Linked DNA regions of Mus musculus: region 2 is linked to region 1. Evidence: chromatin loops called from intact Hi-C (ENCODE). Cell type or tissue: gastrocnemius. All regions are shown on one strand. Each heading gives the region's core, and the rest is flanking DNA. Links, peaks and the distances in the headings are about the cores only.

Region 1 (12,664 bases), core at 4,327-6,826:
CTCCCAAAATAGACTAGTGAAAGTAGTGAGTGTTTCCTTGACTTTTGCCATGAAGCAGAAGATGAAATCCCAAAGGTGAGCTGAGAGAGAAGTGGGAGAGGCTGAGCACTAGAGCCTCAGGCTGGTGGAGACAGGTTTGCTCCAGATGTCTGGGAGGACATGATATGCTCTGGGGACAGACAAAATAAATAAATAAATAAATAAAACTGTCCCTGTCACCTGCCAGAAAGAAGCCAGAAGCTGAGAGAGCAGCCACCCAGGCTGGAGAAGCAGATGTTCAGGCTTGAACTGAAATCTTGGGAGACAGCCTCGGCAGGTGTGAGAGGGAGGGGGGAAGCTTTGCAAGGTGCTCCGAGAGGTTTTAAGAGAAAAGAACAACCCACAAGTTTAAGGAACCCAAGAAAAGCTGAGGTAACCATTTAATTAAGTCAGTGGGAAGAAAATATTATTACTCTTTTTTTTTTCCAGTGATTCAGGGAGGTTAGTCATCTCTTTGGGAAGATCTAAACTGGAAGCTGGGTTTGTGTGGCTCATGCCTGTAATTCTACTCTCTGGAGGCTGAAGTAATGAAGATCAAAAGTTCAAGACCAGAGCTAAGAAACGGCTCAGCATCCAAATGCACTTCCTGATAAACCTGATGACCTGGGTTTAATCCTGGGACCTGCAAGTTGTCCTCTGGTCTCCGTATCTGCACTATGGCACATGCGTGCGAACACACACCCACACACACATGCACGTACGAGGCCAGCCTGGTCTACAGAGTGAGTTCCAGGACAGCCAAGGCTACACAGAGAAACCCTGTCTCGAAAAAAAAAAACACAATAAAAATAATAATAATAATTCAAGGTAGTCTAAGCTACAGTAGAGAGACTTTACATCAAAACAAAATCAAGTTAGTTTGCTCCTTGACTTCTTATACACATTTCACAAAATGAAGAGACAAAGGAAAAAGAGAATACATTCCAGGCAGGAAATTTTTAATCCTTTAAAATTTGTATCTATGATTGTGAGTGTGTATAATGCATGTGTGGGGGTGCATTGTGGGGTGCATGTGTGTGAGTGCCCATGTGGAGGTGCACTGTGGGGGTACACTGTGAGGTGCAAGTGTGGGGACACATGTGGGGTTGGTTCTTTCCACCTCTATGAGGATCCCAGGGATCTAATTCCCATTGTGGAGCTTGTCCACCAAGCTCTTCCCAGTCAGCCATCTCAAATGCTCTTTTATTAAAAACATTATTTAGCCAGGAGTGGTGGCGCACACCATTAATCCCAGCACTCAGGAGGCAGAGGCAGGTGGATTTCTGAGTTTGAGGCCAGCCTGGTCTACAAAGTGAGTTCCAGGACAGCCAGGGCTACACAGAGAAACCCTGTCTTCAAAAACAAACAAACAAACAAACAAACAAAAACCCCATTATTTATTGTTTAGCACATTCACACACCCAGAGGGTGTGCACATATGCATTCACATGGGAGTTTGTGTGTGTGTTCATTTTCTCCATCCTCCATGTGGGTTTTAGGAATTGGATTCAGGCCATCAGTCAAGTGTCACCCTACTGAGCAATCTTGCTGGCCCACAATTGGTTTTTTGTGTCCAGGTTTCATTATATAGTGCTGGCTGGCATTGAATTCTCCATACAGACTGCCCTTGCCTCAGGCTTACAGAGATCTGCCTGCCTCTGCCTCTGCCTCTCTAGTAAAAGGTCTGTGCTACTACATCCAGCATAAACCTTTTCTTAAAATTACATTTGTTTGTTTGTTTGTTTAGCACATGCGTATGTGATGTCATGCTTATGATGTCAGAGGAGAACTTGGAGTGTTTATTTAGCACATGCGTCTGTGATGTCATGCTTATGATGTCAGAGGAGAACTTGGAGTGGATTCTCTCGTTCCATCTTTGGTTGGTTGGTTTGCTTTGTTTTTGGAAACGGTTTCTTTGTGTCCTGGAGCTCACTCTGTAGACCAGGCTGGCCTTGAACTCATAGATCCGCCTGCCTCTGCCTCCCGAGTGCTGGGATTAAAGGCGTGCGCCACCACTGTGTGGCTCATTCTATATATGGGTCCCAGGGATTGCCATCAAGTCAGCAATCTTGAAAGCAAGCACCTTTCTTTACCCATGGAGCCATCCCACCAGCCCTAATTGTTTGTTTTAAAGATCAAACCTCAGAGCTGGGAATGTGGCTCAGTGGTAGCACACACTTATCTAACATATATAAGGCCCTTGTTTCAACCCCTGTTACCTACCTTGCCCCCACTCCACTGTAAAAGAGAAAAGGAGAAAGAAAGGGTAGAAGGAAGGAAGAAAAGCCATGGTTTGAGAGACATTTCTTGTTTCTCTTTTGTTGGGCCTTTAAAAACAGCTGTTTTAGGGGTTGTAGAGATAGCTCAGTGATTAAGAGCACTGACTGCTCTTCCACAGATCTGGAGTTCAACTCCCAGCAACCACATGGTGGCTCACAACCAGTAATGGGATCTCATGCCCCCTACTGGTGTGTCTGACATCAATGACAACGAACTCTCATATATAAAATGTGTAAATCTTAAGAACAAAAACCCAAATATTTTGGATTTATTTTATTTCTACAAATACAAGAGTTTGCCTGCGTGCATGTGTGCCAAGTGTGGGCCCGGTACCCAAATAGATCAGAAGGCATAAGATCTACATGATCCCCAGGAACTGGAGTCACAGATGGTTATGAACAGCCACGTGGGTGCTGAGAACTGAACCTGGGTCCTCTCTGTGATGAACAAAATGCTCTTAACCACTGAGTCATCTCTCTGGTCCCTTTGGGTTTTTTTGCTTTGTGGTTTGGTTGGTTTTGGAGACAGGATCTCACTCTGTATCTCAAACTGGCCTGGACCTCACTATGTAGCCCTGGCTAGCCTCAAACTCACAGCAATCCTCATCTCAGCCTTCTGAATGCTGGAAGAGAAAAATGTTCATAAAGCAGGAAGTCAAGAAAGAGTTCCTATCTAGGGACTAAGGGAAGAGATGGGTCCGGGGCTAAGGGATCTCGCTGGCTTTTTCAGAAGACCCCAGCTCAGTTCCCAGCACTTATATTAATAACTCCAACTCCAGGGATCAGGCACATGTGCACAAAGAAGGAACTCACATCTAGAATACACAACTAACTACACATTAATAAAAACCACCAACAACAAAAATCTAAATACCCACAAGACAACTTGGAAAAGAAAATCCTTGTATCCAATAACTAGGAAGAGACATTCACTCCCGGGGTGTCCACAGAGAGACGCCCACAGTATAGAGGCTAGCTCCAGCGGCACGGGGGAGAACCAAGACTTCTGTGTCACATGGAGAATGGGAACTGAGGAGAAGGCTATATAGCATAAGGACCAGAGTTCGAGTCTCAGAACCTACATAATCAAAGCTAGATACCCAGATGTGGTGGCACGTTGTGTTGTAATTCCTGAGATAGGCAGACTCCTGGGCCTCACTAACCTGCCAGCCTCGCCTGCTCTGCAAGCACTAGGTCAGTGAGAGACCCAACCCTGTCTCAAATAACAAGATGGAACCCATGCACATGAACATGCACATGTGTACACATGCACTCTCAAGCGCGCACACACACAGAAATTGAGAACTTTTCAATGTCCTGGAGGAAACTGGGCGTGTTGGCTCATACCTCAAACCACAACACTGAGGAGACTGAGGCAGGAGGATTGCTGTGAGTTTGAGGCTGGCCTGGACTATCTAGTGTCCTGTCGCAGTTTTTTTTTGGAGATTAAAACCTTCTATTTTGGAGGGAAATGCCTTAAAACACAGGATGTTAAGTAGAAGGTATAACAGTAGGATATTTAAAAATGGTGTGTGTGTATATATGTGTGTGTGCTGTCTTTGAGTCATTTCTGCTTCTGTACGTAATCCCTCATCCATATTCCTATAATTAACTGCAATAAAACTCATTGGTTCACCAAGTTGGACTTCTGTCTGTCACTTGTGGCCTTCCAACCTAGGGTGATGGGAAGTTCAGTCTGTCACTGGTTCCTTCCCTGCGTAGGGTGAGTGCATGTTTATTCATGAATCCCTGCTTACAGTCTCAGAGGACACACAGGGAAAAGCCTGTCTCCAAGTAGGGTGTGGGTGTGGGTGTGGGTGGGTGTGAGGGGGCCAAAAGTTCAGTGCAAAAACGAGGAAGCAAACCTTGTTGAGGTTGGGCAAGATGAGGAAACTTCTTCTATAGGTCATCTGGGGGTCACAGAAAGAATTTGGCCTATTTGAGGTGTGGAGTGATGGACGTCGGGGAGATGTCACGTGGTTTTCTTTTTGGTCCTTGCCTCTGTTTGCACGACCCAGAGATTGTCCTTCACATCTAAGTCAATGGCACTGGAAAGCAATTCTCAAATCCTGCCCTTTCCTTCACCTCCCCAGTCCCGTTCTTTGTCAGTTAATTACCAGGGACAACAGGAGAGTGAGAAGCCAGAATGTCATACATGACTCACACAAACGCACCTCAGAAAGGGATTCAACTTGCCAAAGCCCAAACAGCTAATGTGGTGAAGCCTGCCAGGTGTGGTGGCGAAGACCTTCGATCCCAGTTCTCCAGAGGCAGAGGCAGACGAAGCTCTGGGAGTCTGAGGCCAGCCTAGTCTACATAGTAAGTTCCCAGACATCTAATCCAGGGCTATGGCAAGAGACCGTGTCTCCTAAAAACAAAACAAAACCCCAAAAACCCGGCAAAAGTCATAGTAAATAATGTCCTTTGCAGATAATGTTTATTGTATGCGGGAGGGGGGGAGCATTTTAGTTTTGAGGAAGAACACCAGTTAAGGCTCTGACTTGAACTAACATTGCTCAACTGAATAATTTTCTGGGTGACCCTTCATCTTCCCTGAAAGAAGACTCTAGAGCCCTTGTCCATGGTAAGTTTCTTGTTTGTTTGTTTGTTTGTTTGTTTTTTGAGGCAGGGTCTCTCTGTATAGCCCTGGCTGTCCTGGAACTCACTCTGTAGACCAGGCTGGTCTCGAACTTAGAAACCTGCCTGCCTCTGCCTTCCAAGTGCTGAGATTAAAGGCATGTGCCACCATGCCTGGCTCCATGGTAAGTTCTAAGTGTCTTTAAAACTCTTTATTTCTTCTATACTGGGGGCAGGGGGAGGCAAGTATGTGGCGGTCAGAGAACAACTTGTGGGATTCCATTCTTGATTTCCAACTTGTGGGTCCTAGGGCCAGAACTCTCTGGTTGTCAGGCCTGGCGAGAAGCACTTTGACCCACTGGGTCATTTCCCTGACCATTAAGTGTTTTGTTTTGTTTTGTTTTGTTTTTGCTTTGATTCGATCTCACTGGTTCTCCTATTAGGTGCTCAGTTAACATTTGCTAAATAAACAGGAGCTAATGAAAAAAAAAATGTTTCTCTTCCCCTTGGAGGTGACTAATTTTAATGACAAACGCTGCCACCTTCAGGTCGAAGGTGGAAGTGTAAGGTTCAGAACAGCAAACTGTGGTAACCTGTCAACTACATTCAAAGGCAATATTACATTTTTCTCTAGTTTTACACAGACTCTAATCAGCCGGCACCTGTCCTTTCCATCAACAACAAGGCCACACTTCCTCAAAAAAAGACCACACCCCCTAAGAGTGTCACTCCCTGTGGGCTCCCAAGCGCTTGGATTAAAGGCATGTGCCACCACTGCCTGGCTTAGTAATGCATTTTATGATTTATTTTAAGGATTGATTATGTATACGTGTGTGTATGTGTGTGTGCATATGCACATGTGAATGCAGGTACCAAAAGAGGAAGTCCAGTTACCCAGATCTAGACTTACAGACAGTTGTGAGTCACCTGGAGTAGGTTATAGGAAACAAATTCAGGTCTTCTACAAGGGCAGTAAGCCTTCTTAACCTCTGAGTCATCTCTCCAGCCTCTATTTTACATTTAATTCTATCTATTCTTTTGTTTTTATTTTGTTTTTGTTTTTCTGAGACAGGGTTTCTCTGTGTAGCCCTGGCTGTCCTGGAACTCACTTTGTAGACCAGGCTGACCTGGAACTCAGAAATCCACCTGCCTCTGCCTCCCAAGTGCTGGGCTTAAAGGCGTGCGCCACCACTTCCCAGCTCTGTTTATTCTTTCCAGTAAACTTGGGGTTATAGGTAATGTGCATGTGTTGTAACACGGGCTGCAGCAGCAGTGCCGACTGAAGAGGCCCCATGGAGCTTCAAGAAGAGGTGACCGAAAGAGGAACTTCCTGCAGGTCCCCCAAACAACAGTGAAAACATGTTTACATCACAGAACTCCAAACAGATGTCGGGAAGGCAAGAGCAACAGATCTCAAAGGGGTGTGTGTGGGGGGGTAAGGGTAGCTTAATTCCATTTTGAAGCCCGATTTCCATCCCATGTAGACCTTTAACCTTGCTAGGCAGCTGAAGCTGACTTTGAACCCCTGATCTTCCTGCCCGCCATCATCTCCGGAGTACTAGAATCACATTCCCTTCCTTCCTGCTGTTTTTCTCTCAGACAAGATCTTTCTATGTAGCTCAGGGTGGCCTTGAACTTGGGGCTGTTTCCCTGCTGAGTGTTTCAAGTATCTACTACACCTGGCCTCAGACTGTGTGCTTTGGTAACTGCAAAGTCAGTGGGTCAGCGCACGTCAGTTGATGGGATATTAAGAGCCAATTTAGGTTGAAGGTGCACACACCTGCAGTTCTGACACTAGGGGAGGCTGGCCAGGAAGGGGCAGAGGATACACAGTAAGACTTTGTCTAAAAAAAACCAACAACAACAACAAAAAACCAAGGCTGGAACCTGCCTTGGTATGGTGCCTTGGTATGGTGCCGTTGGTATGGTGCTTGTCTCGGATGCATGAGGCGCTAGGTTGGATCTCCAGGGTCATCTGTACTGGGTACAGCGATAGGCACCCTGCATCCCACCCACTTGGGAGGAAGGAGAGGGAAGACCGGAAGTTCAAAGTCATTCTTATTTACATAGTGAGTTTGAAGCCAGCTTGGGCTACAGGAGACACCCTGACTTGAAACAAACAAACAAACAAACAAACAAACAAATTTACCTGACAAGGAGACACCACCGCAAGCCTGTCAAGTTAGCCACAAACAAAAATGGAAGTGGAGTTGATCATGCCTAACCTCCCAGTGTTTCAAGAGCATCCAAAACTGGAGTTGTCAGACTCTATTGGTGGGGAAAGAACACTGGGGAGTGGCTCTGGAGAAAGGTTGGGCGGTTTCTTATAAACTTACACACAAGACCATAGAATGTACTTCTAGGAAGGGTATCCAAGAGAAATGCAAATACAGGTCTACTTAAAGTCTAGTATACCTGTTAGAACGGCTTTCATTAAAAACCACTGAGGGGCTGGCGAGATGGCTCAGCCAGTAGGAGCACTGACTGCTCTTCCAAAAGTCCTGTGTTCAAATCCCACCAACCACATGGTGGCTCACAACCACCCATAATGAGATCTGATGCCCTCTACTGGAGCATCTGAAGACAGCTACAGTGTACTTACATATAATAATAAATCAATCTTTAAAAACCACTGAAAACTAAAACCAAACCAAATTCTACACCCAGTAAACTTGTTACTTGTTGCCAACAAAAATGTTGACTGGGAAGAAACTCCAGCATAGGTGACTACTATATTGCTTATATTCATATATTCAGTTTTGAATAATGGAAGCGTCACATTTAGATGTGTGCTTTTATTTGGGTGCACACACTCATGCAGGTGCCCCCAGGGACCAGAGGACCGGTTTATATCCTTTAGAGCTGGAGTAACACAGGTGAGAAGCCACCATGCTGGTGCTGAGAACTAAACCCTGGTCTTCTCCAAGCAGCAAGGGCTCCTAATGGCTGAGTCATCTCTCTAGCCCCTAGATGGACTCAGTGAATTATGATGGAAAGAAAGAAAGAAAGAAACTAACAAATGAGTCCCCACTGTCCCCTAAGGCTTTCGAAATGTATGAGCAGATAACAGTCTACACCTTGAAGTCAAATGTCAGAAAATTACATTGAGGCTTGAGACTGGATAAAAGGATTTTGAGAACTTTTCACAGAATGATTTGAAGCACAGGGCTGTAAGACTTAAGGAAGGGCTGGAGAGATGGCTCAGCGGTTAAGAGCTTGGGCTGCTCTTCCAGAGGTCCTGAGTTCAATTCCCAGCAACCACTTGGTGGCTCATGTCATGTCTATGACTGTCTCATGGGATCTGATGCCCTCTGCTGGTGTACATACATACAGACACAACACCATATACAAAAAACAAAACAAAACAAAACATAACTAACCCTTAAAAAATACCTGAGAGACAGAGGCAGGTGGTTCTCCGAGTTCGAGGCCAGACTGGTCCACAGAGTGCATTCTGGGACAGTCAGGTCTACAGAGAGAAACCCTGTCTCAAATTCCTCCCCCATCCTCCCCCTACCAGTAAACACACACACACACACACACACACACACACACACACACACACACACACGATGAGAAGAACATTCCAAATGATATAATCATAAAGGCAGATATGGAGGTTGGATGCGGTGGTGCATGCCTGGCATGAGGCACTGACATAGGGCTGCCTTGGGTTCGAGATTAGTCAGGCACAGAGAGATCCCGTCTAAAAGAACCAAAAAGTTAAGAATTCTTTTGTTTCTCTTATCATAAATAAATCCGTGGACAGAAGTGCTCTGGCGACCTCCTGCGATGTATCCAAAGGCAAAGAAAGTAAAGAAAGTGTTACATGGGGTAAGAAATTCAATGTAACTTAAAGGAACCAAGTCACTTCTAAACATGCGCTGCGGGTCTTTTATTAGAAATACTCTCTTCTAGGCTCTGCCCTAGTCTTGACTGACTCCGAATTCTGTGAGGCTATAGCTGGGAATCTACATTTTTAAAAAAAAAAAAAAAAACAACCACGCAGCACCCAAAGTGTCACAACAGAAGTTTACATCTTCCGATTTTCTGAGGGCTCCTTAGAAAGAGCTGTCTCATACCCCGCCCCCACCGGCCCCGCCCCTCCTCTCCGATTCCGCCCAGGCCCCGCCTATAGCCTCGCCCAGCTCCCGCCCCATTCGCGGGTCTGACTTCAGGCCCCACCTTCTTCCGCAGACCAGTTTGGCCTCGCGAGCCCTTTCCCGTGATACCTAGCGCTAGGCTGTGACTGTTGCCCGGGCAACAGACGGGCCTAGCTCCCCGGCGCGGGCTACTCTGCTAGGCCATGGGGTCGCGGGGTCTCCCGCCGCTCCTGCTGGTGCTCCTAAACTGCTACACCTCTTCGAGCACCCAGGTCATTGCCATCCCGGCTGCGGCCACCCCAGCAGTGACGAAGGAGGATCTCAATTCCACCAAGGCCACCCCCACCACTCTGCAGCCCTCCCTGTCGCCTAGGACCCCGGGAACTCCCAGGGCACCGGAGCGCTCTGGCCCCAGGCCTACCCCGGTCACGGACGGTGGGTACAAAGGGGTGACCCCCCTGGAGCGGGTACACCAGCTCAAAGTTACCCCCTTCTCAGCCTCCCTGTCGTTACCCTCAGGGGGAGATCGGATCTCTGGCACACAAATGCGGAGGGCGGGGCTCAGTTACTCCCTTTTCCGCATCATTGCAGACGGCTGCAGTGGGGTACTAGATAGAAACCTACAGAATGAGTTGAAGGCAGTACTGGTAGAAGAAAGAGTGCTAAGTGGATCTTCGTCCTCTCCACGCAGACACACGGACATGGGCATCCCAGTTGTGTCTAGATTACTGAGAGCCCAGCAGATATTTTCAGGGTGATTAAGTGCGTTTTAGACATTTTTTACCAGCTAAATGGAGTTATTAAACACACCTGTTTCATCCGTATCTACTTACCGCTCGGAATTTGAAGCTTTGGCAACAATTCGTGGTTGTAAATTTAAACACATGAGGTAGTGGACTTAATTGCTCTCTCCCTTTTACCCATCCCAGTGAAGGGAGTATGGCGTTCTTTTAGTGAGTACGCGCAGTTGTCCATGGCTAGAGAGGACCTAGTCAAGGAGGAGCTAATTTGTCTTTCGGACTAAGAAAGCATTTTTCATTTATCAATAAAACTCCCCTTTCCCTTCGTGCCTTTCCAGAGCGTTATACCACTTTCGGGGGGAATTTTTTCTAAATCTTAAAAAAGTATTTTAAATTGTGTGTGCATATTTGTATATGTTTGTGAGGATGGGGTGGATATATATTGGCGCCCTTGGAGAACCGAAGTGGGGAGCTGGAGTTTGTTTGAGAGCTGGCTGACTTGGGTCCTGGGAACAGAAGTTAGGTCCTGTATACAAGCAGTATGTGCTTTTAACTCCTGAGCCATCTCCCCAGCCTGTTCTAGAACCATTCCAGTCTCCTGCCTTCGCCTTCTTTCCTAACTTTGTTCCTGACAGGTTTGCTAAGTGACCCAGACTGGCCTGTAACCTGACATCTTCCTGACTCTGCCTCCCAGTTGCTGAGATTCCCAGGTGTGGGCCTCCCAGCCTGCCTCCCATCTCTAGAGCTTGTTTTTTTGTTTTGGTTTTTTTTTTTTTGTAAATTTTGAAACCATTCATTCATACAAATAAGAATGCTATGACATCCCGTCAGCATTTGGCTAAAATTCTTTGTTTGAAGCCTGAGATTATTGCCCCTCTTCCCCAAAAGGAAACCAAACATTACAGTTAAGATGCAGCCCAGGGGGCTGGAGAGATGGCTCAGTGGTTAAGAACACTGACTGCGCTTCCAGAGGTCCTGAGTTCAAATCCCAGCATCTACATGGGTGGCTCATAGCCATCTGTAATGAGATCTGGTGCCCTCTTCTGGTGTGTCTGAAGACAGCTACAGTGTAACTCATATAAATAAATAAATTAAAAAAAAATCAAGCCAGGTTGTGCAGGTGGTACACTCTTTAATCCTGGGGAGGGGTGGGGGAATCTCTGAGTGTGAGGCCAGCCTGATCTACAAAGTGAGTTCCAGTCAGGGCTACACAGAGAATTCCTGTCTCAAAGAAAAACAACAAGAAACAAACAAACAAACAGATTCAGTGACACCTTAGCTGGGGAAAGGCAGGAACCATGGTGGAAGGCACCTGTGACCCAAAGTAGCCTCTGCTTCAGGAAGCAAAGAGCAAACAACCAAAATTGCCAAAGCCCTGGATGCATTATTTCCTCTCTCCTCACAGTAGTCTGTGCCATGAATTCAGTTTGTTATCTTTGTGCTATATATTGTTTCTTGTTGTTGTATGTTGTGGTTTTTTTTGAGATTATCTTATCTATCTGTATGCCATATACGTGCCCCGTACCTTCAGAGGCCAGAAGAGGGCATGAGATCCCCTGGAGCCAGAGTTAGAGATGGTTGTGAGCGGTCCTGTGGGTTGTGGACACCGAAGTTAGATCCTCTGCAGGAGCAGCCAGTGCTCTATCGCGATCACCCCGCCTCTTTAGCCCTCTGTTGTTTCTTTGAGAGGGTTTTCTCCATTGACAGAGATAGAATGAGCAGGGTAGTAAAGACAGTAGTAAACTGAGCCAGTCTATCGCGTGCTCAGTACTCTGCGAGGAAGCTCTCCCTTCTGCTCTCGTGGAGGTTCTCTGCCTGATCGATGCGAGTCCTGAAGACTCAGTCACAGTGGCTGTCAGGGTGGCTGAGGTCTGAGTTGCTGTCTGGGTGGGGGTGGGGGGATGTCCCTGCCTTTCCTCCATGTTGTTGTTGTATCCTGTCATAAATGCATTACCTTATATTGTAAAATTTTAAATTACAAAAGGACATCATAAGCCAAATTAGGAACATTTGATTATTGGTCAGGATCTTACGACTTTGAGTTCAGCAACCGGCTGCATGTGAGGAAAGGGACAAGGCTGCCAACAGTCCTTCCTTGGAATCTGCTCTGAAGGAGACGTGTAGACCCCTGCAGCCACCTTAGGGAGACACTGGGGTGGGGTACTCAAAGTGACTTGTGTCCATGAGCGACTTTTCCCCCAGTAGGAACCAGACACCGTTGTGACATTGATTTCTGGCATCCCTTGGTGGCAGGGAGCAGTAACATCTCACTCACCCTCTGAACCCTCACTGACCTGTCTCGTAGTTGCTGCTCTGTGTGTCTGCGACCTGCTTCCGGCACAGTGTGATGTCAACTGCTGTTGCGACCCTGACTGCAGCCCTGCAGATTTCAGCATCTTCTCTGCCTGCTCAGTCCCAGTTGTCACGTAAGCATACGACATTGTCACGTAAGCATACGACAGGGAGGTTTGATGGCCGTTTGGCCAGGATGATAAAATGTGGGGACAGGAATCATGTTCCACACTCCTCAGAAGCCCTGTGGGCAAAACCCTGTGTTGTCAGAAGCAGTCACTTGTCCCGTGCAGCTGCTCAACAGTGTGGGTGATGGAGGGACACGTGTGTGTTGCCTCTAGAGTGTTATGAAGTTTGGAAATTAATATTTGAGCTGTGCACAGATAATGTGTCACCTCTTTGTACCTGTGAAATAGTCTCATGGCAGTGTGTGTGTGTGTATGTATGTATATATATAGATAGATAGATAGTGTATGTGTGCATGTATGCATGGGTGTGCTTGTCTTTGCATGCATGCATGTTGGCCTGTGGAAAGCATGGGTCTGTTCATTTATTGCTTTCCACCTTCATTTTTGAGATGGGGTCTCTCACTGAATGTAGAAATCATCCCCCTAGCCTACCCCCGATCCCCGGTTGACAGATGGCTAGCATCCTC
Region 2 (12,664 bases), core at 3,661-6,160, 77 kb before region 1:
TTTTATTATGCAGAGTGCTTTAAGAACGCCTTTACAGAGAACAGAAGGGGCAATCAGACAGTTCAGCCCAATACCACTGGCTCAGGTCAGGGTGAAAGTTCCAAGTTCCACTACAGGCACGGTTCAGTCCAGCCTGCCCCAGCTGCTGCTGCTGCTTCTGTTTCTCATGCCTTCTCTCCCCTCTTCTTTTTCTCCTTCCTCCTCCTTCCTTCTTCTTTTCTTCCTTTTCTCCATCCCTCCTCCTCTCCTTGCTCCTCCTCTCATCCCTCCTTTTCTTCTCCTTTCTCTTCTTCCTTCTTGTCCTTCCCTCCCTCCCTCCCTCCCTCCCTCCCTCCCTCCCTCCCTCCCTCCCTCTCTCCCTTTCTTCTCCCTCCCTTCTTTCCTCCATTCCGTCCTTCTTCTCTCATTGTCTTTTTCTTTCTTTTCACTCACCGGGTTTGGTTCACAGCACACAGTGTCAGTACTACCAAGAGCTTCCTAAAATGTACCTTGTACATCCCTTGACAATGCTTGGCTCTGCTGTGACTAGACCAACCTGGACCAACCTGGACTCTACCTGGTCGCCTAGGGGCAGTGTTGTCATCCGTTTGGCTAATTGCCATATCTGGACTACTTTCTACTGTAAGGTTTATGCCATGGAGTCCTGGAGTGGATGGGAGGGAGGACCAAAGGCAGGACTGTGGGAGATGCTCAACTCAGTTGACTGCTGGAAGTACAGATTGGAACTTTGGGGGGAAATTAAGAGTTAGTGACGTCAGTTTAGTTCTTCTGCTAGTAGAAAATAATTGCCCAGACCTGAGCTGCCACAATAAACTAGTCACCTTGACTCAAACCATAGACAGTGTGCAGAAGGGCAATTGGCAGACATCTGAAAGGAATAAAGATTCTGTCCACCTGTTGATGCTCTGCCCAACGCTTTGTTTTCCTTCTGCACTGCCCACAGAGTTGCTCAGCACAAATTCTGCAGAGTCCCTGAGAACTATGCTCTTCACATAAGTTCTGTGCTAGCTCGAGAGACAGGCCTGCACAGAGAGGGGCTTCTGGAAGGGTTCTGTGGGTCTGGAGAGAGTGAAGCTCTGATTCATGCACGTGCATTCAGGAAAGTGGAGGCTGGAGTTGCTGAGGTTTTTGTTGCAAGGTAACTTATAGGTGTGCTAATGATTTCAAATTGGTTAAAACAACAACAAACACTGAATAACCACTACTTTTGACGGTGTCCCTGCCTTTGAAAGCACAGCTCCACAGATATAGTAACTGTGTAATAATGGCAAATCCTAAGTTTAACTGTTTCGACTGTTTCGGGTCTCAAGAGTTCTCTGAAGCCACTGAGAGATGTTCTGAACTTTGTGTGGCTGAACCTAAAGCACATCTCCCAACAACTATAACTAACTGCAGCTGCTTCCCCATGTGTACCATGACTCAGCCCACACAAGTGACACGGATATATACATATATTTTTTTAAAGATGTATTTATTTATTATATCTGAGTACACTGTAACTGTGTCTTCAGACACTCGAGAAGACGGAGTCAGTCAGATCTCATTACGGATGGTTGTGAGCCACCATGTGGTTGCTGGGATTTGAACTCAGGACCTTGGGAAGAGCAGTTAGTGCTCTTACTCACTGAGCCATCTCTCCAACCCCCAAGATTTATTTTTATAACAGACATTTGACAACTTTTGAGCTTACTGTTTTCCCAAAACGGCCGCCCCAGTGATTCCTTTAAAATAGGTCAGATGAGGCGTGGTGTCTTTAATGCCAGCTCTCAGGAGGCAGAGGCAGGTGGTACTCTGTGAGATGGAGGTTAGCCTGATCTACATAATGAGTTCCAGTTACAGGATAGTCAGGGCTACATAATGAGGCCTTGTCTCAAAAAAAAAAAAAAAAAAAAAAGTCATACTGTTGAGTGTAGTGGTGGAACACACACCTAGCCCGCAAAAGGCTGAAGCACAGGATTTAAGTTTGAGGCTAGCCTGGCCTACATAGTACTAGCGAAGCCAAGGCTAAATATCAAAAGCCTGTCACACACAGAGAAAAAGCCAAGTGACTGATTAGATCACCCCAGAGTTCAAAACTCTGAAATACCTTCTCATTTACCCAGAGACAGGCCAGTGACCTCCAAATGCCCTATATCCTTGTCCAGGGACCAAGAGCTATATATAGCATGCTCCCTAGTATGTATGTTCAGCTCCACAGCCTATTGTTTTACAGGGAAAACAAAACATCAGCAGAAAATCCTGTCTGTTTCATAAGGTATGAAGGGCCAGTAAGATGGCTTAGAATTAAAGTTCTTGCTGCCAAGTGTGATGACCTGAGTTCAATCCCTGGAACTACATGGGGGAAGGAGTGAAGCGACTCCAAAAGTTATCATTCGACCTCCATACACATGCCATAGCATATGGATCCCCCCATACAAAACAAAAACAAATACTGAAGAAAATTTTGTGGCTGGAGAGATGAACATTGGCTGTGTTTTTAGTGGACCAGAGTTCATATTCCTGCACCTACACTGGGCAGCACAAGCGCCTGTTAGAGCAGCTCTGGGGCATCTAACACCCTCTTCTAACCTCCTTGGGCATGCACTTACATACATAAATATATACATACATACATACATGCACATACATACATACATACAAATAAGGTTTAAGTAACAAAGGTCTAAGAACACAGATTTTGTCTGATTTGCTCTCTCCTAGTGTCACAGGTTTAACTTACCTCCCCAGTGAGAAATCAGGTCAGTGCTCAATCCGCAGGCAACCGGTTCTGGCTGATCTACAAAAGGGAGCGTGCCCTGAACAAAATCCCATCAGCTTAGGTAGTTTCATGGTCCCAAGTTACACTTTGTACAATAAACATGTCTCCCGTAGCTATTTGAACAAATGGAGAGACTTAGATTTACAATGTAAAATATTGTCATAGTTTTCCTGGAGCAAACCAGGGCTGCCCTTCCAGAGCCGTAGTTAACCAAGGCCATCCTGCCTGACTGGGAAGAATTGTGCTATTTCTGCTAAGAGAACATGGATTTAATGAAGGGTCAGGACTTAATGGCAGCCCTGGTCTGCTGCTGCCCACTTTGAACTGCACTAGAGAAGCATGCTCTTCTATGGGAACGAGTCTAATGGCCAGCTGTGTACTAGGAATGTCTTCTTTTGTTATGGGCATAGGGTCTAATTGGAGGCAATCTTAATGAATACATCTTAACAGAAACAAATACTCATCAAAACCTACACTTCAGTTATGTTCCAGGACAACTATTTCTTCCCTGCAGTTTCTACAGAGCATGATCATCCTTGAGCACTGCTTTAACTAAATTCTACATTGTGTAACTTAGTATTTCCTAAACAAGCTTCCTAATCCTTTATGACCTCAGTTTACCATGCCAGTTTCTCCTGTATCGCTAGTTCAAGACCTTAAAACTGTCCCTCTGTGGTCGCCATCAAAAGTTGCCATATATATATATATATATATATATATATATATATATATATATATATATAGCCCCTGACTTCAAAAGTTGGAATCTGCCCCTCCACTTTGAATCTCAGTGTGGTTTTCTGTTGTTCTTGATTTGTTTTAATGTATATGGGTGTGTTGCTTACGTATCTGTGTACCATATATTTTTGCAATGCTTGAGGAGACCAGAAGAGGGCATCGGGCCATCTGGAACTAGAATTACCAGTGATTATTGTTGGCATCATGTGGATTCAACCCAGGTCGTCTGGGAGACCAGCCACTGCTTTTAATGATGGAGCTGCCTCTCCAGCTCCAGCTTACCATGGTCTGATTTTGATACCAGCAGTGATTTGCCTAGGTTCCTCGCCTGGGCCTCCCAAGTGTCATTGTCAACACTGCCTCAGAACTTCTCTACCAGTCAGAGAAGAAGCCAGGGATAGACTTCTGGGTGCAGACTCTATGGCCTCAGCCACCCTTCTTGCTCCCACTGAGGTCCCAGACAGACAATGAACTCACCTCAGATGATCCCCCACAGCTAAGCCTACGTTAGACTTCAAGAACCACTCAGTAAAATAATGAGAAATGACAGGTGTTTGCTGTTCCAAGGAACTCAATTTCAGAGTGGTTTGCTATACAGCCAAATGAACAAAATTTGATGATACATAAATGTGCATATTTATTAAGTTAATAATTATTGGGTTTGGTAGTTCACACTCAGCACTCATAAGCAAACGCAGATTTACTAATGCTTGAGACCAGCCTGGTCTACATAATAAGTTTCTAGCCACATCTGGCAGTCAGCCAGTCCTTGTTGTTCAGTAAAACAAAACAGCAAACAATCTCACCAAACATATAACCTGAGAAATGTGTCAAGTTTTATTTAAGACCAGGTCTGATTAACTCTGGCTGGCACTAGACCTCACTCTGTAGACCAGGCTGACCTTGAACTCACAGAGATCTGCTTGCCTCTGCTTCCTGAGTGCTGGGGTTAAAGGTGTGTGTGCCACCATGTCTGGCAGTTTTTAAAGAATTTTTAAACTAAAAAAAAAAATGTGTGTGTGTGCATGCCTGTGCGGGTGTGTGGTGTGGTTCAAACTAAAGTCATCAGTCTTGGTGGCAAGATGGTCTGAGCCATCTCTTTTGTCCTCACAGAGCTTACAACTGATGGGAACACCAGTTCCCGGGATCTAGAACCCTCTTCTGGCCTCTGAGAGCACCAAGCACACATATAGTGCACAGATAGACATGCAGTGCACATACATAAATAAAGGCAATAGTCATATTGACCCAGTTCTCCAGCCCCCGAAATGCCAAGCATTTAGGACAGGAACTCTTGACCCATATTGCTATTTCTCCTACAGTAAAAAGAAATCACTGACCAGATTTAGAGGCCTAACTGCTAGAAGTCCTATAAAGAAAGACTAGTCCAGAATCAAATATTCAAAAAGAGCCTTGTAGATTGATGACCTGTCGTACCAGTTACAGTTTCACATGCGTTTCTTTTCAGGGGCTAGACCTAAGTTTTCAGAGTGCTTGCTTATCATGGGAGAAGTCCTGGGCTTGACCTCTAGTACTTGAGCATGATGGTGCATGCCTGTAATAGAGGCCGGAGCTTCAGGAGTTCAAAGTTATTCTAAGCTATCAAGTTTGAGACCACTGGGCTGGGTGAGACCGGTCTAATTTGCTGAGATGTGATATGTTGCTCCTTGTCCACCAGGGGGCGACAACGCGTTTCATGATTAGGGCCACATTCCACTGCAGGTTGTATGCACCTGCCACACAGGAAACATTACTTTAATTTTATTGCTTTAAATTAGCTGTGAAAGGCAGGCTTTTAAAGCCTGCTCATTTTGCACTTATAGTTATTAAGAGCTTGCTTTGTTCTCTTTAAGGTATTAAAAGAACTCACAATGTGTATTTCCAAGACAGCCAGCCCTTGAAAATTATCTTCGAAAAGAGTCTGTGTGCGAATATCCTGATGATTAAACCAAGGTAAAGGGTCTCCTGATGCCTCTTTCTCTTCGGAACACAACGTGCTTGTGCACCGAACAATTTACCCCAGAGCTTGTCTTTCCTTTTTAAGATTATTTTTAAGGCGGCACACAAAATGCTGGGGTTCTGTGTGACATTTCACACTGAGTACATTGCACTTTGGCCACACTCACCACCCTGTCTTACTCCCACTTCCTCCTAGAGCTTCCTAGCCAGTTATGCTTTTTAAAAAGGCTAACACGTGATTTAGAACAATCACTGACATTGTCAGGAGGAAACTCTAGAAAGACAGGTGACAAGCTGCTTAAAGGCAGCAAATTATTAGCCAAGAGCTCTGAAATACACCACCCAAGGCTTCACACTTCAATCCAGCCAAAGAGGAAACTCGGTTGTGAGACTTCACGTCTAGACAACTTCACACAGGCCCTAGGACTCGCAGCCTGAGGACATTGGAACATTTTTATGCAAATTGATTGTCTTATTCTATTGTTTTCTAGGAAATGGACTGAGCAATATTGTCCTAGAAAGGAGCTCTTTCAGTTCAGTTGCAGCATTGGCTGTTAATTAGCATGACTCTGGAGCAAAGCCTATTCTATCTTACTGCTCTTTTAAATTACAAAAGGAATCCCTTTTCCCTGAAGCACGTCCACTCATCCACTCGCACTTGAACCTGGCTCCTCTGCCATGTCTGTAGCTCACGTGGCAGGGTAGCTCTGTTAACAATCTGGTGCCTCTCCTTACAGCACACTTCTCCCCAGCACCCCCAAGTTGTGTGTGAATGCATGTGCCACTGCGCATGCATGGAGATCAGAGGATGACAAGCAGGAGTCAGGTCTTTCCTTCTACCTCAGGGGTTCTGGGGATGGATGGATGGATGGCACTCAGGCCAGCGGGTTTGGCAAGCAAATGCCTTGACCTGCTGAGCCATCTCTCTGACCCTAGCCTTGCCTATGAAACTTAAGCTATTGTGAGGAACTCTATATCAGTTCACTTAAATCAGTCTTATTTTGAGTAGTTGCTGTTTTCTTTACATTGTGTGTCTGAGCTACAGTTTCCTACTGATGCCCTTACAAGGGAAATTTAGATAGCTTCCTCTTTTTTGGATGTCAGAAACAATACTGTATGGTACACAGATTAGTATCTGTTATCTATTCCCGTGGAACAAAGTTTCCCCAAATGTAGAGCCTTCACAAGTCAAGCATTTATTAATCTGTTGAAATAGCTGGGTCTCATGTGGATGGATGTTCCTGGATCAGGGTCTCTCCTGAGTTTGAGTAGTGCCACTAGGACTACAGTGTCACCATGGGGAGGCACCTCTGCTCACAGGTATGGCTGCTGGAAGCTCAGGAAAACCCATTCCAATTGTGCAGATTGCTACTGAAAGTCCTCACAAATGCTAGATAATGATGGGAGAGGGCTCCCAAGACAGAGGCCTCAGGCCTTCTACACTCTCCTGTCAGAACTGCTACCCCACAGCTCCTGCAATTTTTTGTCTGAAAGACTTTAACTCCAACTCACACTCCGGAGAAGGGATTAGGGACCAAGGACAGGGAGGAGAGGGTCGTTAGGGCTCTGGTACAGGGTGCCCAACAGAGTCATAAAATGGAGTTAGTGGGTCACAGGCTGATAAACTTTAAACTCCCGAGTGTTCTGATAGCTGTCACCAATCTGTCTTAGTCAAGGTTTCTATTCCTGCACAAACATGACCAAGAAGCTTACACTTCCACACTGCTGTTCATCACCAAAGGAAGTCAGGACTGGAACTCAAGCAGGTCAGGAAGCAGAAGCTGATGCAGAGGCCATGGAGGGATGTCTCTTACTGGCTTGCTTTCCTGGCTTGCTCAGCCTGCTCTCTTATAGAACCCAAGAACTACCAGCCCAAGGATGGCCCCACCCACAAGAGGCCCTCCCCCCTTGATCTCTAATTGAGAAAATGCCCCACAGCTGGATCTCATGGAGGCATTTCCCCAACTGAAGCTCCTTTCTCTGTGATAACCCAGCTGTGTCAAGTTGACACAAAACTAGCCAGTACACTATCTGAACAGTTTGTCACTTCACACTCTGCCCAGTGCAGAGTCTTTCCAAATAGAGGACATTATAAATCTTTACAAATGCTGACAACCTCACAGGTAAAATGGTGGCTTTTTCATTCTTCCTAGCCTGGAGATTATATATCTACTCACAGCGCGTGCTCACACCTGAAGTGAGCCTTGAACCTAAATGGCCTCCTGCTTCTGCACCCAGTGTTAGGACTATAGGTGTGTACATCATGACTGGCAATTTTCTTCTCCTTTGACTTGCACATTCATGTTGCTTTTTAAAATCAAGTTCATTTGGTATCATGCTGTCTGGGGTGTAACAAAGTGATAGAGAAAAGCTTGACGTGTGCAAGTCTCTCTAGGTTGTATTTCTATAAACACAAAAGAAGAAGGTGCTTAGAGCCCCAGTACAGGGCAGGCTGAGGCAAAAGGAGCATGAGCTCAGGTCCAGCCTGGCTACAGAGCGAGGCTCCGGCTCAGAACAGGCATATCACACCTCCACTTGGAACAAGGGAGAGCCCCCGGCTGAACTGATAGTTGCTCCTGGCATTCTGGCATAAAGATACCCTGTTAACTAATGTCTAGCATCAGGCTGACAACTGAGACTGCATAAATTCTAAGAACATCATTTTTATCCCACAACACCTCAAGTTCGAGAGGACAACAGAACTTTGCAGTTTCTATTTGTTTTGTTATAAAGCAATTTATTTTATTTTAATTTAAAACATTGTATTTTTATATAAAGAGATGTTTTGCCCATGTGTATGTCTATACACCATGTGCATGCCTGCCCTCAGAGGGCAGAAGAGGGTATTGATCTCCTGGAACTGGAGTTACAGAGGGCTGTGAGCAGGGATGTGGATGTTAGGACTGGGACTTGGGGCCTCTACAAGGTCAGGCAGTGCTCTTAAGTGCTGAGCTGTCTCTCCAGCAATCCAACTAGAAATGGGCAGAGAAGACCTGAGCGTGCACAGAGTGCACAGGAAGGTGCTCAATAGCGTGGTCACTAGGAGAGCAAAAGGCCATCCTCAAGCCTGTGGGTCTCACCTTGCGTTCTCCATAAATGCATTTGTTATTCCACAGGGAGCAGGGATAAACCAGGCACGGTCGCTCTCCCCTGCAATCCTCTCTGGAGGCTGAGGCAAGAGGATTACCTTGAGTTCCAGACCACTCTAGGCTACAGAATGAGGAGGCCTTGTCTCAGAGAAAAGAAAAGAAAACATCCCAAGGGGATCTATAATAATAGGGTATTTGGACGTCAGGAGAACCTTGAAGTGAGAGGTATTAATTAGATAGTCTAGCCATAGGTGGTGTGAGAACATCTACCTGTTAGGCAGATTCGTTACTTTGCAGTTGTTGGGACAAAACACAATGACGAGCAGTTTATCAAAGAAAGCTGTGCTGGGCATAGTGGCTCACAGCTTGAATCCCAGCACTCAGGAGGCAGAAACAGATCTCTGTGAGTTCCAAGCTAGGGTTGTCAACACAATGAGCCAAGTTCCAGGACAGCCAGGAGGTAGAAGTGACAAACTGTTCAGATAGTGTACCAGGCTCTGGTACAGTGTGCCCAACAGAGTCATAAAACGGAGTTAGTGGGTCACAGGCTGATAAACTTTAAGCTCCTGAGTGCTCTGATAGCTGTCACCAATCTGTCTTAGTCAAGGTTTCTATTCCTGCACAAACATAGGTAGAAGTTTAATTGGGCTCTCAATTTCAGAGGGTTAGAGTCCTCTGTGGCCTCAGGAACAGCTGAGATCTCATATATCAGAACTTCACGTAGGAGGCAGAGAGAACTAAGTGCCTATAGCACCTGTCTTTTGAAACCTCATAGCCCATACCCAGTGTCACACCTCCTCCTCCAAGACCACACCTTCTAATCCTTCCCAAACAGTTCCTTCAACTGGGGACCAAGTAGTCAGACACCCAAGACTTAGAGAAACCGTGTCAGTTCAAACCACCACATGGGTGACTGGCTTAGTTCATCTCAGCTGTATTTGAGCAGCTCCATCTTCTACTGTCTCCCTAATGGCATGAAGCCAGTGGAAGGGGCCATCTTTTTCCTCTGCTCATACTGCAGCCGCTGCGTTCTTTCCCAAGGTAGTACTGACATATCACATGCCCTGGATTTTTAAGCTCTCTCAGCTGGCCTACAAAGGAAGGTACAATTTAAAAATACTCACAATAAGAAGGAAGGTAGACCTTTGAAGGAAGTCTCCTAAATAATAAACAGGCCTGTTTATTTCCAGATTCAAGACTTGACTACCAGTAAGGTCTTAGCTGTGTTTCAAATAATAGTAATACTTTTGTCACCGTTTTACAGACTGCTGACTGAGGCCATTGCTCTTCTGACATCAAATCAAGAGGAAGTCACCTTCTCTGTTACTCCAGGGAACTTTTGCCTCAAGAGTTTGAGTGGGGAATTGCTGGGTAAGGATGATGCCTGCCTTGGGATGGGATGGGATGGGATGGGCTTCCTGCTTCTTCCTGGCTCCACACAGGTACTGTCACTGGTGTAATGGCAGCTGCCGTCTGAGCAGCAGCTAGATGTAGAAAAGAAGTGAAATGGATGGACAGGTCTGGGAGATTCAGACAATTCACAGTTAAAGTGTATGGCTTTGAGTCTCAGGTTACTTTAAAATGAAGAGTGGTTATTGAAAAAAAAATTTTTTTTTCATGTCAGGACTGACTTCCCGTTGCTCTTCCTCCTAACTAGCTCAGATTGGCTTAGAACTCAAACTTCTGCCTCAGCCTCCCAAGTAGCAGGGATTGCAGGCTCTCTCTAATATGTCCAGCTTGGGTTAAGGTTTCAAGGTCTGTGTCTCACCATTTACTGCTCTAAGAGGCCAGCAATCTAACTGAGACTACATGTGAACAGGAAAGTGCCTTGGAGCTAGAACTTTACAGTATCCCAAACGGTAAGCACACGGGGCAACATGTGGATGGATACTCCCGAAGTCTACATCAGCCCCCCCCCCACCCCTCCCCTCGCCCAAGATTGTTTGGAAGAGAATTTTGGTGACAAGACCTGGAAAGAGGACCCCTATGGGCCCACCTTGCTCAGTGCAGTGCCTGCACCAGGGATCTTCCATTCCTCGTGACTTTGGGAAACGTAGTGGAAGGAAAGGAGCCGTGTGCTCCTTTATCTTGCTGTACTGCAGAACTGTTAATGGGCTTCTCGCCTGGCCATGCCTCTGCGCATGCACACTAGCTGGGCGTTCTGCTGCTGAGCCATGTGCTAAGTCAGGAGCTGTGGCATTGAAGGTGAAAAGCCAGTGGATGAAGAGCTTACTGTGAAGTCGTCACTGTTGTATTTACCTCAGGGATCACATGTCTTCTAAACCAGACTGTGAGGTAGGTGTAGTTACCGACATGAGTAATGGAAGCAGTGAGAAGCCATGTGGCCTCCCTGGGTCACACTTCATTTGTTACTGAGTTTCTCTGCTACCACACTAGCTGTGGAATGAGCCTTTTGTTGAGGTAGTCCTAAAGCACCTTCCACATGAGACTGCACGCCCCAGGAGCCTGGGTGAAGCATCACAGCACTAAGTCATGTTAAAAGGAGTCTTCTTGAGACAGAGGCAGGCGGATTTCTGAGTTTGAGGCCAGCCTGGTCTACAAAGTGAGTTCCAGGACAGCCAGGGCTACACAGAGAAACCCTGTCTGAAAAACCCAAAAAAAAAAAAAAAAAAAAAAAAAAAAAAAAAAAAGAAAGGAGTCCTCTCTGTATGAATAGGCTTCTCACCCGCCCCAGACCCCCTATCCCCCTATATTACGGACATTTACCAAACAGTCTTTGTGTTTCTTTGTTTTGAGACAGGTCTCAATATATAGGCCTGGCTTGCCTAGAACTTTCTGAGTAGACCAGGCTATCCTTGAACTCACAGAGATCTACCAGCTCTGCCTCCCAAGGGCTGGGGATCAAAGGTTGGGCCACCACATCCAGCCAACCAAAGTAGCTTTGTAATGAAAAGCTCAAAACACCAACATCTATACAAATTATTATTTTTAAAAATGTATTGTTACAGGCAATATCATCAGGAACTGACAACAAATGTTAGAGAAGATGTGGAAAAAGAGAAACCTTATTCACTGCTGGTGGGAGTGCACACCAGTATGGCCATCTAGAGACCAGTGGAAGTTCCCCCAAAAAATTAAAGATAAGCCAGACAGTGATGGTGCACACCTTTAATCCCAGCACTTGGGAGGCAGAGGCAGGCAAATCTCCAAGTTTGAGGCCAGCCTGGTCTACAGAGCAATTTCTAGGACAGTCAGGGCTACACAAAGAAACCCTGTCTCAAAAAACCAGCCAACCAACCAAACAAACAAACTAGAATTACCATGACCCAGCTACTTCACTCCTGGCCATATGCCTAAAGGACTCTGCGACCCCACTATAGAGATTCTTGCACCAAGTGTTTATTCACTAAAGCAAGAACTGAACAGACTTAGTCATTCATCAGGACATGGAGGATACATGTATAAAATGGAAAGTTATGTAGCTCTAGAGAAAAATCAACATTTGAAGGGAAATGGATGGACTTGCACTGTATAATATTGAGAGGTCAGCCAATCCCAAGGAAACAGACACACGCTCTCCCTCATGTGTAGATTCTACAGTACACACACACACACACACACACACACATGTATGTATGGGTACAATATAACATGTAGACAGGGAGCAGGAAAGGCTGGTGTTAGGTGACGAGGAAAGGTGGGATGTGGGAAGGACATACGTCACGAAAGGACGGGTGCCAAGTGCGTTCCTAATTTATCCTGTGTGCAGTTGTTGTTTTGTGTGTTTGTTTGTTTTTGTTTTTTTGTGGTGGGTGAAGTGTGGTGCATAGAGTGTGAGTGATAGTGAAAGCATAAAGTCAGGTGGAGCCTCAGAAAGGCTATTCTCACTGTATAGGAGCCCACTGCAACGGGTGGACCTCACAGCAGGGCCAGAGCCTTCGGATTCTCTTGAATATGTTATCATATAACTCACATATACAACAGATCACTTCATGTAGTCATTCAAGTACACTTGTGGGTGTACAAGCACCATTATAACTAGACTATTCCGGTTTGCCTGGCCCAAGCCCCAGGTGACCACTTAGCCACTTTCTGTCTCTGTGAGTTTCCCAGACTGGACACTTTGTAGATACAAACTTGGAACCTTGTCCTTTTGTGC

What was found. Hi-C counts contacts between places; a loop is a spot of excess contacts. Peaks named below come from ENCODE experiments on the same cell type or tissue, not always from the same donor. Only the 100,000 strongest peaks of a DNase experiment are listed, where the experiment ranks them.
Region 2: a loop joins it to region 1, with 7 times the contacts of the local background. A loop is called at or near these places in 34 of 42 quality-filtered maps.

What each region holds. Positions count from the first base shown.
Region 1 is chr5:122,260,886-122,273,549 of GRCm38, reverse strand. Tctn1 (tectonic family member 1) reads left to right here and starts at 9,090. Exons shown (of 14, transcript NM_001039153.3): 1 at 9,090-9,412; 2 at 12,023-12,143. The coding sequence starts at 9,181. In gastrocnemius, for the core only: a CTCF peak has its summit at 5,428 (motif pointing left); a DNase peak (open chromatin) is centred at 5,424; H3K27ac peaks cover 291 bases.
Region 2 is chr5:122,336,983-122,349,646 of GRCm38, reverse strand. It overlaps Rad9b (RAD9 checkpoint clamp component B), which reads left to right. Exons shown (of 13, transcript NM_001382853.1): 5 at 5,350-5,449; 6 at 9,809-9,915. Among named protein-coding and RNA genes, the nearest start is that of Rad9b, 11 kb to the left of the region's middle. In gastrocnemius, for the core only: a CTCF peak has its summit at 5,177 (motif pointing right); DNase peaks (open chromatin) are centred at 3,710 and 5,178.